Linked DNA regions of Homo sapiens: region 1 is linked to region 2. The links are chromatin loops, found by intact Hi-C in ENCODE. Cell type or tissue: IMR-90. All regions are shown on one strand. Links, peaks and the distances in the headings refer to the core of each region. The heading gives the core; the rest is flanking DNA. Region 1 overlaps LOC105378027 (a long non-coding RNA gene). Region 2 holds the start of LOC105378027 (a long non-coding RNA gene).

Region 1 (6,487 bases), core at 1,853-4,352, 85 kb before region 2:
ATGTATGAAAATACCTGGATGTCTAGGCAGAACTCTACTACAGGGGTATAACCCTCATGGAGAACCTCTGCTAGAGCAGAGCAGAAGAGAAATATGGGGTCAGAGCCCTCACACAGAGTCCCCACTGAGGCACTGTCTAGTGGATCTGTGAGAAGAGGGCTACTGTCCTCCAGATGCAAGAATGGTAGATCCACTGACAGCTTCCAACATGCTCCTGGAAAAGCCAAAGACACTCAATGCCAGCCTTTAAAAGCATCCAGGAGTGGGGCTGTACCCTGAAAAGCCACAGGAGCAGAGTTACCCAAGACCATGTGAGCCCACCTCTTGCATCAGCATGATCTGGTTGTGAGACATGGAGTTAAAAGGAGATCATTTTGGAACCTTAAGGTTTAATGACTCTCCCATTGGATTGCAGACTTGCTTGGGGCCTGTAGTCCTTTTGTTCTGGCCATATCACCATTGTATCTGGGAAGTAACTTACTTGCCTTTTTTTTTTTTTTTTGAGATGGAGTCTCGCTCTGTTGCTCAGGCTGAAGTGCAGTGGTGTGATCTTCGCTCACTGCAACCTCCAACTCCCAGGTTCAAGCAATCCTCCTGCTTCAGCCTCTCAAGTAGCAGGGATTACATGTGTGCATCACCATGCCAGCTAATGTTTGTATTTTCAATAGAGACAAGGTTTCACCATTTTGTCCAGGCAGGTCTTGAACTCCTCACCTCAAGTAATCTGCCTGCCTTGGCCTCCCAAAGTGCTGGGATTACAGGTGTGAGCCACTGTGCATGGCCACTAACTCGCTTTTGATTTTACAGGCCCATAGGTAAAAGGGGCATACCTTGTCTCAGATAAAACTTTGGACTGTGGACTTTTGAGTTAATGCTGAAGTGATTTAAGATTTTGGGAGACTGTTGAGAAGGCAATATTGGTTTTGAAATGTGAGGACATGAGATTTGGGAGGGGCCAGGGTGGAATGATAGATTTGACAGTGTCCTCACCCAAATCTCACCTTGAATTGTAATAATCCCCACATGTCAAGAGTGGGGCCAGATGGAGATAATTGAGTCCTAAGGGCAGTTTCCCCATACTGTTCTCATGATAGTAAATAAGTCTCATGAGATCTGATGGTTTTATAAAGGAGTGTGTCCCTTCACACACTCTCTTGCCTGCCACCATGTAAGAGGTCCTTTTGTTCTTTCTTTGTCTTCCACCACGATTGTGAGGCCTCCCAAGTTATATGGAATTGTAAGTCCATTAAACCTCTTTCCTTCATAAATTACCCAGCCTTAGGTATGTATTTAATAGCAGCATGAGATCAGACTACTACATGCCTCTGTTTGACCACCACGCAGATCAAAGTATAAAACATTCTTCACCCTCCAGTGATAATCACTATTTGACTTATATTATAGGTTAGTTTTGCCTAACCTTGAACTTGGCATGAATGAAATTATGCCATACACTATGTACACTTTTGCATCTCCCTTCTTTAACAAGACAAAATATCTTTAAGATTCTTCCATGTTACTGTATGCATAAGTAATTCTGTCTTCTAATTTCTGAATAGTGTTTTATTATATTCTCCAATTTGAGAAAAACTGAGTTGTTTCCATTTTGGGACTATCATGAAAGAGTCTTTTTTTTTTTGAGATGGAGTCTTGCTCTGTCACCCAGGCTAGAGTACAGTGGCGCGATCTCGGCTCACTGCAAGCTCCGCCTCCCAGGTTCATGCCATTCTCCTGCCTCAGCCTCCAGAGCAGCTGGGAGTACAGGCGCCTGCCACCACGCCCGGCTAATTTTTTGTATTTTTAGTAGAGACAAGGTTTCACCGTGTTAGCCAGGATGATCTTGATCTCCTGACCTTGTGATCTGCCTGCCTTGGCCTCCCAAAGTGCTGGGATTACAGGCTTGAGCCACTGCGCCCAGCCTATGAAAGAGTCTTTCATTAACATTCTTGTACAAGTATGTTTGTGGACCTAAGTAATCATTTCTCTTGAGAAGATTCTTAGAAGAATTGTTGAGTCATATGCTAGATATATGCAAACAGTATTCCCATAATGTTTAATCATTTTATACTCCTTTTCAATTAATGAGCATTATGGTGACTCCATATCTTGCCCTCACTTTGCATTTCTGGTCTTTTTAAGTTTTACCTTTAAAATGTTTTTATAATCACATTTCCTTGTGATTTTTATTTGTATTTTCTAGATGACTAATGATGTTGAGTGTCCTTATACACCTTTCAGATACATTCTTTGGTGAAACACTTGTCCAACTATAAATATTCTGTCAAAAATTAGAAGAAATAGAGAAAAAGAGATTATAAAAAGATAGAGACTGATGAGAAAAATGGAGTTAGGGATACAAAACTTTAAAACTTTGTCCATCTCACATACATATACACACAAATAAAGACCCTTTTAAAAGGACAGCACTATTTTCCACATCATAAATTATGAAGAAATGCATAAATATTGTAATAAATTGCCACTTTTTTCCTTGAAAAAGGCCAGAACTTTGCTTGAGGAAGTGGGCATCAAAAAGATTTCAGCTTGTGATTATTATGAATTGGTAGAGGGAGGGTTGTCTGAAATGTGTTGGAAAGTTGTAACACCAGATGGGGATGTGTGGCTCACAGCTCACATACAGTGAACTGAGGTAGCTGGTAGATGTTTGAGATGTGTGTGTATGTGTGTATTCTTTGCATTAGTATGCAGTTCTGTTCAGCTAGGTGCAGTATTTTTCTTTATTCAGGTAGTATCTTTTGCAGAAGAAATTATACATAAGCAAAGGCAAAATTTGTGTTATGCTCAAATTGTTCCCTGTTATATCAAATGTGTTGGAACAAATCCATGTTTCCTGAATAAGTGTTAGAGCAGAACAGACTGCATCCCCTTTTGAACATAATTTCCAAGATTTATGAGTAACAACATAAAATCCTTGGCTAATTGAATTAACAAATGTAAAAACCTTGAATACTTAAATGAAGAGTTGGCAAACATTTCCTCTAAAGGGCAAGATAGTAAATATATAAAGCTTTGCGAGTGATAAGGTCTTCAATGCAATTACTTAATTCTGCAATAGTGGTGCAAAACATCCATAGACAATGTGAAAATGAATGAGTGTGATTGCATTCAATTAAACTGTAGTAGTCCCCCTTATCCACCGGAGATACATTCCAAGACACTCAGTGGATTCCTGAAACTGCAGATAGTACCAAACCTTAAATATAACTATGTGGTTTTTTTTTATTTGATAACCAAGAGGGCTCCTAAATGACTAACAGGTGGGCAATATCTATCACGTGGATTTTCTGGACAAAGGGATGATTCACATCCTGGCAGGATAGAGCAAGATGGCGTGAGATTTCATCATGCAACTCTGAATGATGCAAAACTGAAAACTTATAAATTGTTAATTCCTGAAATTTTCCACTTAATATTTTTGGACTGTGGTTGACTGCATGTAACTGAAACTATGGATAAGTAGACACTACTGTATTTATGAAAGCAGACAAAGTGGGAAGTTTATAAATATTTGCTTCTTACTTTTACATGCCATAGAGAGCTATAACTGGGAGAAATTAATAAACTTGCAGTTTTGCCACTTTAATAAATTATAAAAAGGATGGATGAAGCTGGTGAAAGTCATTGTATATCTATTCTTAAGCTTTTCTAACCTGCTTAAAATGCTTAAGGACAATTTGCATTGTACCCTCCAGACTTTGTGAAATAGAAGTTAAGTTACTTTATTAAAATTTACAATTAATAGTGATTGAGGCTATTCTAGAATGAAGCAATAGTAATGGAAAAATACTAAAAATGTTTATGTAAGGTAATTTTTTTCAAGGAAAAAAAAAGAAGTTTTAACCCAAAATGAAGTCTTAATTATCTAGAATATGAATGAGTACAGTGAAGGACAAAACTTGAATGCTTTTAGCAAGTTGTAGAGGATTTAGGGGAAAGTAGTTTCTCATTTTCCTTGATTTATAATACTTAAGTCTGAAAAAGGCTATGAAATATGTTAAAATTTTGGAAAAATTGCTCCAATTACGGGCTAATTCACAAGATAATTATGTTATAAATTGGAGAGAGAAACTCATGAAACATTTATTGCAAGAAACTGTGTTCATCCAAATCTAGGTTTTGTCTTTTCCCTGTTAAAATAGTAAATTGGTCTTATAAATCTTAACAATGGCTAGTGAAAAGTATTCTTTATACTCTGTGTAACATGCTGGTATCATAGAGATTCCAAAACTCACCAGAATAATTTTCTCTGTTCTGTGGTGACTTTATCAGGTACTTGATTATTACATAACATTTTTAAAATAAAAAATTAAAAACCAAGGTTTCTCACTTGCATTAACATATTTATGTTTATTTTTAAATACTTTGTCACTTTGATTGAATATGTAACTAAGTCATCATTTCCTAGATGTCCATGAGCATATTTCATTATTGCAGTCAAATCTCCTGATATTCTTTTGCTTTTGCCTTTGCAAGAGCAGAACCAACAAATAAATAAATAAATAAATGAAAATTAATGATGTATTTTACCTCTACAGTCCTCTTTGAGCTATTCCAGAAAGCTGCAAAAAATCAAACATTTTTTATTTTACATTATAAAAATAAAAGTGGTAGAAATAATTCGACTTGTTTGGTATGCTCATTTTTGTTCATTATTATGTTGGTGCAAAAGTACCTGTGGCTTTTGCCATAACTTTTAATGGCAAAAACCACAATTACTTAATAGCTCAAGACTATTAAGAGCTGCATGGGAAGAGTTGTTGACCCAAAAAGATGCTCAGACTTTTCAAGATTAAGTTTGTATAGGTAAAATATTTTTAATACAAATATTTCAGATATTTTATGTTTTATAGAAAGGACCTGCCGATTCTTTTATGGTTGCACTGTCCATAATATTCTTACACTCAGGGCTGCTGGGCACGGTGGCTCACACCTGTAATACCAGCACTTTGGGAGGTCGAGGTGGGTAGATCACTTGAGGTCAGGAGTTCAAGACAGCCTAGCCAACATGGTGAAACCCCATCTCTACCAAAAATACAAAAATTATCCAGGTGTGGTGGCACATGCCTGTAATTCCAGCTACTAGGGAGGCTGAGGCAGGAGAATCACTTGAACCTGGGAGACAGAAATTGCAGTGGGCCGAGATCACGCCACTGCACTCCAGCCTGGGTGACAGAATGAGACTCCATTTCAAAAGAAAAAAAAAATGTGATTCACTGTAAAGTTTTACCAAACACTTATAGTATATATTTAATGGAATTGAACAAATAAATAAATGGATTGTAGATGACTGGAAGCAGATTTCTCACTGTTGGTGTAGGAGGCTACAGATAAGCAAGCAGAAGGCTAAAAGGATCCATGTGGTATTGGATTAGAATTGGAAAAAGCATTAGGAATGTAGATTATCTCAGTATAAATAAGGACAAACAGAAATATTTAAGTTATGTGTGTACATGTGAATATACACACACATATTTTCTTGCTCCGTCAACTGAGAGGGCAGAGAAGCAACACCAGTAGCTGTCAACATGCCTCGTGATCAAATCTTGGTTACTAATAACATTCACCAATTAAAAGAACTGAGATCCTTAGATAAATGGCTGACACTTGGACTAGGGCAATAAATATACAACATGGAGCAACTCGTAGTATCTAGAAGTCAGGAAGTCTTACACACACACACACACACACACACACACACATACACACACACACACACAAAAAGATGGGGCTATGTCAAAGAGACATGGAGGTTCCAATTGCCAAAGCTAGAACAATTTGGGCAGAAATAATGTAGTATTGGATTATAACTCAAAGAAGAAATTAAAGAACTGTAAGTCCATACTGATTATATTAGGCAGTTCTCATGTTGCTATAATGAGGTTACCTCAATTATACCTGAGGCTGGGTAATTTATAATGAAAATAGGTTTAATTGACTCATGGTTCTGCAGGCTGTACAAGCATGGTGATGGCATCTGTCCAGCATCTGGGGAGCCTGCAGGGAGCTTTTACTCAGGACAGAAGGTGAAGCAGGAGCAGGTATGTCACATGGCAGGTAAGAGTAGGAGCAATAGAGGAACAGATGGGAAGTGCCACACACTTTTAAACAACCAAATCTCACAAGAAATTATTCACTATCAAGAGGACAGCACCAAGCCAGGAGGTATCCACCCCAATGGCACAAACACCTCCCATAAGGCCCCACCTCCAACACTCGGGATCACATTTCAACATGAGATTTGGGAAAGACAAATATGCAAGGCATGCCACTGATATACATAATTGAACAAATAAATACATGGAGGAGAATAGATAAATCTGTCATGCAGAAAGATCCCAAATAATTTGTGCAGATGCTCTGCCCTCACAAAGGTTGAGGCATAGCTCATAACTTCCCACTCACTATTATTGGTTGCATATAATGACTTCCTCCCATGAATGCAGTATGGAATTAGAGAAGAGTAACT
Region 2 (6,487 bases), core at 1,794-4,293:
AACATGATTATGAATATCATCATATTTTCCAGGTTAATCTGAATTAGCTGCAAAGATAATAATAGATTCAACCTTGGAAAACTATGCAGATTCCAGTTTAAAGTGCTGTGCTACTTAACAAAGATGTACAGTTCTTTATATACCATCTATGCTAAAAATCGCAGGTATTGAAAACTTTTTCCCATCAAGTAATATACATTCTAAAATGCATATTGCTGTATGTTCAGTAAGTGCAAAATAAACTCTCATTAGCTGAAATCTATTCCAGTTTTTTAAACTAATTCTTAAATGTGGAAAATGTAAAAAATGTGTTCTATCATCAAATATTATTTTTCATTATGTATTTCAACACATAATTAAGTTAGCTATTGTTTCACTTGTATTGAAAACCTAGAATCTGAAACCAGCGACTTGTATACAGAGTTATTTCTCAGGCTTTTGTGTCTTCGGTGATCCCGGCTTTTAAGTCATTCACTTTCAATTTCTGTAAAGCTGTTCACAAAAGCTTTACTGGGAGTTTGTTTGTTGCTAAGCTTCATCCATGTTACGGTGCATTATTAAAGTTCATTTATTTTGCCTACTATAGAACATGCCAACGTGAGAATGACACACGGTTTATTCATCTAGTTTGCCACAGGGGGTGTTCAAATTATTTCCAGGTGTCTGATGTTATGATATTCTCATGCAGGTCTCTGGTGGTACCATGTTTTAAGAGTTTCTCTTGGGTGCATATCTCAGCGTAGAATTCTGGGATATAGAGCATATATATGCTCAACTTTAGAAGGAAATAGGCAACAGCAACTTTCTTCATAGCTTCTTTCACCAAGTTAAACCTCCACTTTTTCAAGACTAATCAAGTCACTACTAATTAAACCTATTATTCTTTTCACTGTTAGGCACTTTGCTTAACCCAATAATCTCAGAATTGTTAGGGAACACAAAAATACTGTAACATCTGTGACAATGCAGTTTTCCTAATAAAATATTTTTATTTTTTCATGTGCTTTAAACTGTTTGTTTTGTCAAAGCAGAGAGTTTCCTGACTTAGATGTTGTTAGGGACTTGTCTGAAATTGTGACTTCAGAATTAATTCCTGTTCTCACTAGTATCCCGGTTAGTCAAATCAGACACTTTGTATGAGAAAAAGTTTCACTTCATTTTTTTCAAATCAAAAGCACTTGTTAATATGCACTTGAGGAATATAAAAAACAAAAATGCCTTCTAGAACATATGTAGTAAAATAAATTATTAAAATTAGTTCAATAAAATTAAAATGATGTGAACTTAAAATAATTAATTTTAAGTTGGGTAAATTTCATGTAATACCTCATTATTTAATATGGAATAATTTAATGAAGCAAAAAGCAAAAATTATAGACTAAGAATATAAGCACATGATAATATATTAATCTTTCAGAAAATATCTTCATGCATGTGTTCAACTCTGACATTCAGTTTCTGGAAAAAATTAAATAAGAATACCCCCCTTACTTTAATTAGACATAATGATTTTAAAAATTGTATATTTACAGGAAGGAATGGGACATGCTACTATAAAATAATTAATCCAACATTTACCATTAAAATTTCATTTGTTGATAGGAAGTAGAATATATTTCAACACATAATTATAATGAGGTAAGATGATTTTCTATAATTAAATACTTCAAGTAGCATTTGACAAAGTAAGACTTATCTACAATGTCAAATAAAGGCATATCGCACCTAAAATAAATAATTGTTCATCTGCAACTTTTGTACATCATAATTCAAAAAATTTGATGTACTAAATAGACTCTAGTTACTATTTAAAAAGTTAGAGTAAGTAATCTGTGTTATGCTGGAAATTTGTAGATTCTTTTGTTTCCTCCTAATGATGGATTTAAGGAAAAGGAATTGAAAATAACATTTAAAATTGCTTACATTAAATATGTGAATAAAAGCCATTTTAAAAAGTTTATTATTTCTGACAGCTCATTGCGTTACTCTAACTATACTTTTTTTTTTTTTTTTTTTTTTTAATTGAGACAGAGTCTCTCTTCATTGCCCAGGCTAGAGTGCAGTGGTGCGATCTTGGCTCACTTTAACCTCTGCCTCCAGGGTTCAAGTGATTCTCCCACCTCAGCTTCCTGAGTAGCTGGGATCACAGACACATGCCACATGCCCGGATAATTTTTTTTAGTGGAGACAGGGTTTCGCCATGTTGGCCAGGATGGTCTCGAACTCCTGGCCTCAAGTGATCCGCCTGCCTAGGCCTCCCAAAGTGCTGGGATTACAGGCATGAGCCACTGCGCCTAGGCTAACTATACATCTATAGTTAGCAATTCATTTTCAAAAGCAATTCATCCTTTGGAAACAGTAGTTTGGCACAGAGGAGGCCATAAAATCAGATTTGCTATCAATTCTACCACCAATAATCTACCATGTATCTGATTTAAGAACAGTCTACAAGGACAGAAATACATCATTTTTTATTCCCTGCTCCTTTCTTAACAGAAATATGTATAAGACAGGGAAAAACACAAATTTCTGTAGTGGGATTAGGGGATTTTAATGAAGGCAACAAGAGTAATTTGAAATATCTGATGAGATGAATGAGTGATTTTTATTTTTTGTAAATAGCTATTATATTAAGGAAAGGGGCTTAAGGGGTTTAAACAAAAAACAAACAATATCATGCTAAAAAAGAGTAATTGTGGTAAGTGAGGAGCTTTAATTAAGTCTGTTAAAACTGTCTGTACTCACATTCTTGGAAATAATCCCAATTTGAAGACCACTGTTCAATGACTCCACTAGGTGAAAAATCATCTTCTTCCTATCAAAAGTGAGGTAGACATTTAATACTTCCAGTCAAGCCTGAATCAAGACTTTCTACATTTAAAAAGGCAGATGATGGAAAATTACACTAGAAATCAGCTGGAATGGGGGCAGTGTTGCTCACTGGCTCAGGTTGTGTCTACCCAGGATGACCTGATGTTCTGGTTTGCTTTCCCCAGCAGGATGTGGTGCACCTCTTGTCCCAGCATCCTGGCAGTTTTTCTTTACTTTTCTTCTTTTTCTTTCCAGACAAAAGTGTCCAAATTTAGATAATAAATTATATATCACATACTTCTACCTCAATCCTCTCCCATTTATATGACTTTTTGAGAAACTATGGTTCAAGGTTGATCAATAATTATGTAGAAATGCCCAGAGCCACAGAGTTCTTACATAAAGGGAAAATGTTCTCACCCCTAATTCCAATATTATAGAACCTGAGGCTGTGTGCTTTCTGACTGTAGCTTTATCCCCAGGTCCAAAATAATGAGCTATATAAATGACCAACATAGGACTATTTTTCAATGGGGAAAAAGGCAGGGAAACTGGATATTTAATTTGCAAAATTAAAGCTGGTCATTAGCTTCACAAAGAGATTAGCAGTCTGTCGAATTCTTACATTGATGTTTCTTAAGGGAATAAGATGGAGTGAAAATGTCTGAGCTTTTTATTTCTCAATTTAGCATAGAGTATGTGAATGAGTTACATTCATTTTCGTTCAACATTCACTCTGCAATTATTCATTAAGTATTTAAGGCACCCCAAATGCCTGTCTTCAAGGACTTTAAAGTTAAGTAGGGGAGACAGACAAGCAAAGAATGCAATATAAGGTGGTAGGTACTGCAAAAACATAAAGTGGGAAAACAAAGGAAAAACTTCCAGCATGTCAAAATGTATTAGGAAACCCTTTTGATCCTTCCTGACTTTAGACGAGTAAATAGAGCTCTGTATTTTTGGTTCATGAACGTACTTCCTTAATTCTAACAATGTGAATACACAAGTCCCCCTCCCTGACAAATGTCTGAATCTTAAAGCTGAATGTAATTGGCATCTATTTTTGAACTTTTATGAACTATTTGTGGAGAAACGTTTTGCTTCTTGATGCAAAGCCATGGGCAACTGCAATTCACCACAACTTCTCTCCTGCTGCCTGAATTCTTTGAATAAGGCATTGTGTGAAATTCCGACCTCATTAAATCTGCTGTTTAGCTGTGCTCTGTGCAGCCACTGCGAATCTGCTCTGGGTCAACCCTCCTGCTTGTGAAACCATTTAAGGCAAACAAGATGCCTGAACCATGAGGTGTAACATAATACCAAAGTCAGACAGCCACATTCTTTACTGCTTAAGTAAATTTCTACATTCTTTGCTGATCAAACTAAACTCTTTTTCGTTTTTATTTGGTAGAATCATTCAGACAAAATGTTGCTTCCTCCAAATAATAAACTGCACTGGAGGATCACATAGTTAAAGAGCCGAGAAGCTCATTTCACTTAACCATAGTCTACAAAGGCATAAAAATTCAAGTGGAAAGAGTCCCCCTGGTAAAGTGGATCACTTTAATTCTGAAATAGAAATTGCCTGATGACACCACTTGGACAAATTAAGCAAAATATTTTCTATTCTGCACAGAACAGAAGATTCATTCCAGAATAATTTTACTCTGCTCTAAAGCAACCCAAGAAGTCATTAAGTGTGTGTGTGCTCACGTGCATGCATGTGTTAGGTAGATGGGAAAAATGTCTGCCAGAATTGAGACCATATTCTCATTTCACATGATTTGACAGTTCTTATGAGGCAGCAGTGACTGTTTTTCTACCTACCTTGGTGACAGTCTCAAATCAATCAGTGACCTAGATGGAAAAGATTTTATAGCCCATTACCCAAGCCTTCAGTCATCCCACTGGTATTGTGACCGAACTGATTTTCAACTCCAAAAATAGACTCTGCTACTGAAGTTATGAGATTTTCCAGACAGAGACAACAATGTGATCGGCTTGGAGTAGACCTACAGATTTCTTCAAAAGTATTTGTGATATATTTTTATAACTTCAATTATTCACAATGCCTCAAATAAGCACCATTGTTAAGTTTGAAAAGTTATATATGTGATATATTAGCATGACATATTAATACTTAATGTGGAAACACATAACAAATTCATTAAAAAGACTTTTTTAAGCTCTTTGAAGTATGTGAGTTTTTATTATTTTTTAATTTTAATTTGATTTTTCCTATGATATATTTAAATAGCAACAATCTTTAATAGTTGTTTTAACCTTGCTAGAAAGAACATTTGTAGATATTCATAATTTAATTTTTTTAGAATATTGCTTTTTATACTTTTTAAAAACATTTATGGGTACATAGTAGGTATATATTTATGGGGTACATGAGATGTGTTGATAGAGGAATGCAATGTGAAATAAGCACATCATGGAGAATGGAGTATCCATCCCTTCATGAATTTATCCTTCGAGTAACAAACAATCCAATTACCTTCTTTATTTGAAAGTATATAGTTAAGTTATTATTATGGTCACCCTATTGTGCTATCAAATAGTAGGTCTCATTCATTCTTTCTATTTTTTTTGTACCCATTCACTGTTTATATCTTCCCCACCAACCCCTCATTACCCTTCCCAGACTCTGGTAACCATGGTTCTACTCTCTATTTCCATGAATTCAATTGATTTGATTTTTAGATCACACAATTAAGTAAGAATATGATGTCTGTCTTTCTGTGCCTGGCTTATTTCACTTAACAGAAAAATCTCCACTTCCCTCCATGTTGTTGCACATGACTGGATCTCATTCTCTTTATGGCTGATTAGTACTTCATTGAGTATATGTACAACATTTTCTTTATCCATTCATCTGTTGACAGACACTTAGGTAGCTTCCAAAGCTCAGCTATTGTAAACAGCGCTGCAACAAACATAGGAGCGCAAACATTTCTCTGATATACTGATTTATTTTCTTTTCAGTGTACACTTAACATGGATTGCTGGATTATATGGTAGCTCAATTTTCAGTTTTTTTGAGGAAACACCAAACTGTTCTCCATAGTAGTTGTATAATTTACATTCCCACCAAGAGTATACAAGGGTTCCCTTTTCTCTACATCCTTGTCAGCATTTGTTATTGTCTGTCTTTGTGTATAAGCCATTTTAATGGAGATGAGATAATATCTCATTGTAATTTTGATTTACATTTCTGAGATGATCGCTGAGGTTGAACACCTTTATATGTATCTGTTGGCCTTTTGTATGTCTTCTTTTGAGAAATACCTGTTCAAATCTTTTGCCCATTTTTAAATAGGCTTATTACTTTCTTCCTATAGAGTTGTATGAGCTCTTTATATATACTGGCTATTAATCCTTTGTCAGAGGGTAGATAGCAAATATTTTCTCGCATTCTGTGGGTTGTCTCTTCACTTGGTTGATTGTATCCTTTGCTGTGCAGAAGCTTTTACACTTTATGTGATCCTGTTTGTCCATGTTTGCTTTGCTTGCCTGTGCTTGTGTAGTATTGCTCAAGAAGTCTTTGCCCACACCAGTGTCCTGCAGATTTTCCCCAGTGTTTGCAGTAGTTTCATAGTTTGAAGTCTTAGAGTTAAGTCCTAAGTCCATTTTAATTTGATTCTTGTAGATGGTGAGACATAGGAGTCTA

The links. Hi-C counts contacts between places; a loop is a spot of excess contacts. Peaks named below come from ENCODE experiments on the same cell type or tissue, not always from the same donor. Only the 100,000 strongest peaks of a DNase experiment are listed, where the experiment ranks them.
Region 1: it touches region 2 in a loop (2.6-fold over the local background); 2 of 110 quality-filtered maps call a loop at or near these places.

What each region holds. Positions count from the first base shown.
Region 1 is chr6:140,620,480-140,626,966 of GRCh38, reverse strand. All of the region lies in intron 3 of LOC105378027 (a long non-coding RNA gene), which reads right to left. The region is part of intron 2 of LOC105378026 (a long non-coding RNA gene); the gene reads left to right. Among named protein-coding and RNA genes, the nearest start is that of MIR4465, 60 kb to the left of the region's middle. In IMR-90, for the core only: no CTCF peak of the experiment used is centred there; a DNase peak (open chromatin) is centred at 3,316; H3K27ac peaks cover 409 bases.
Region 2 is chr6:140,535,561-140,542,047 of GRCh38, reverse strand. LOC105378027 (a long non-coding RNA gene) reads right to left here and starts at 3,558. Exons shown (of 8, transcript XR_001744387.3): 1 at 2,746-3,558. In IMR-90, for the core only: a CTCF peak has its summit at 2,924; a DNase peak (open chromatin) is centred at 4,097; H3K27ac peaks cover 2,001 bases.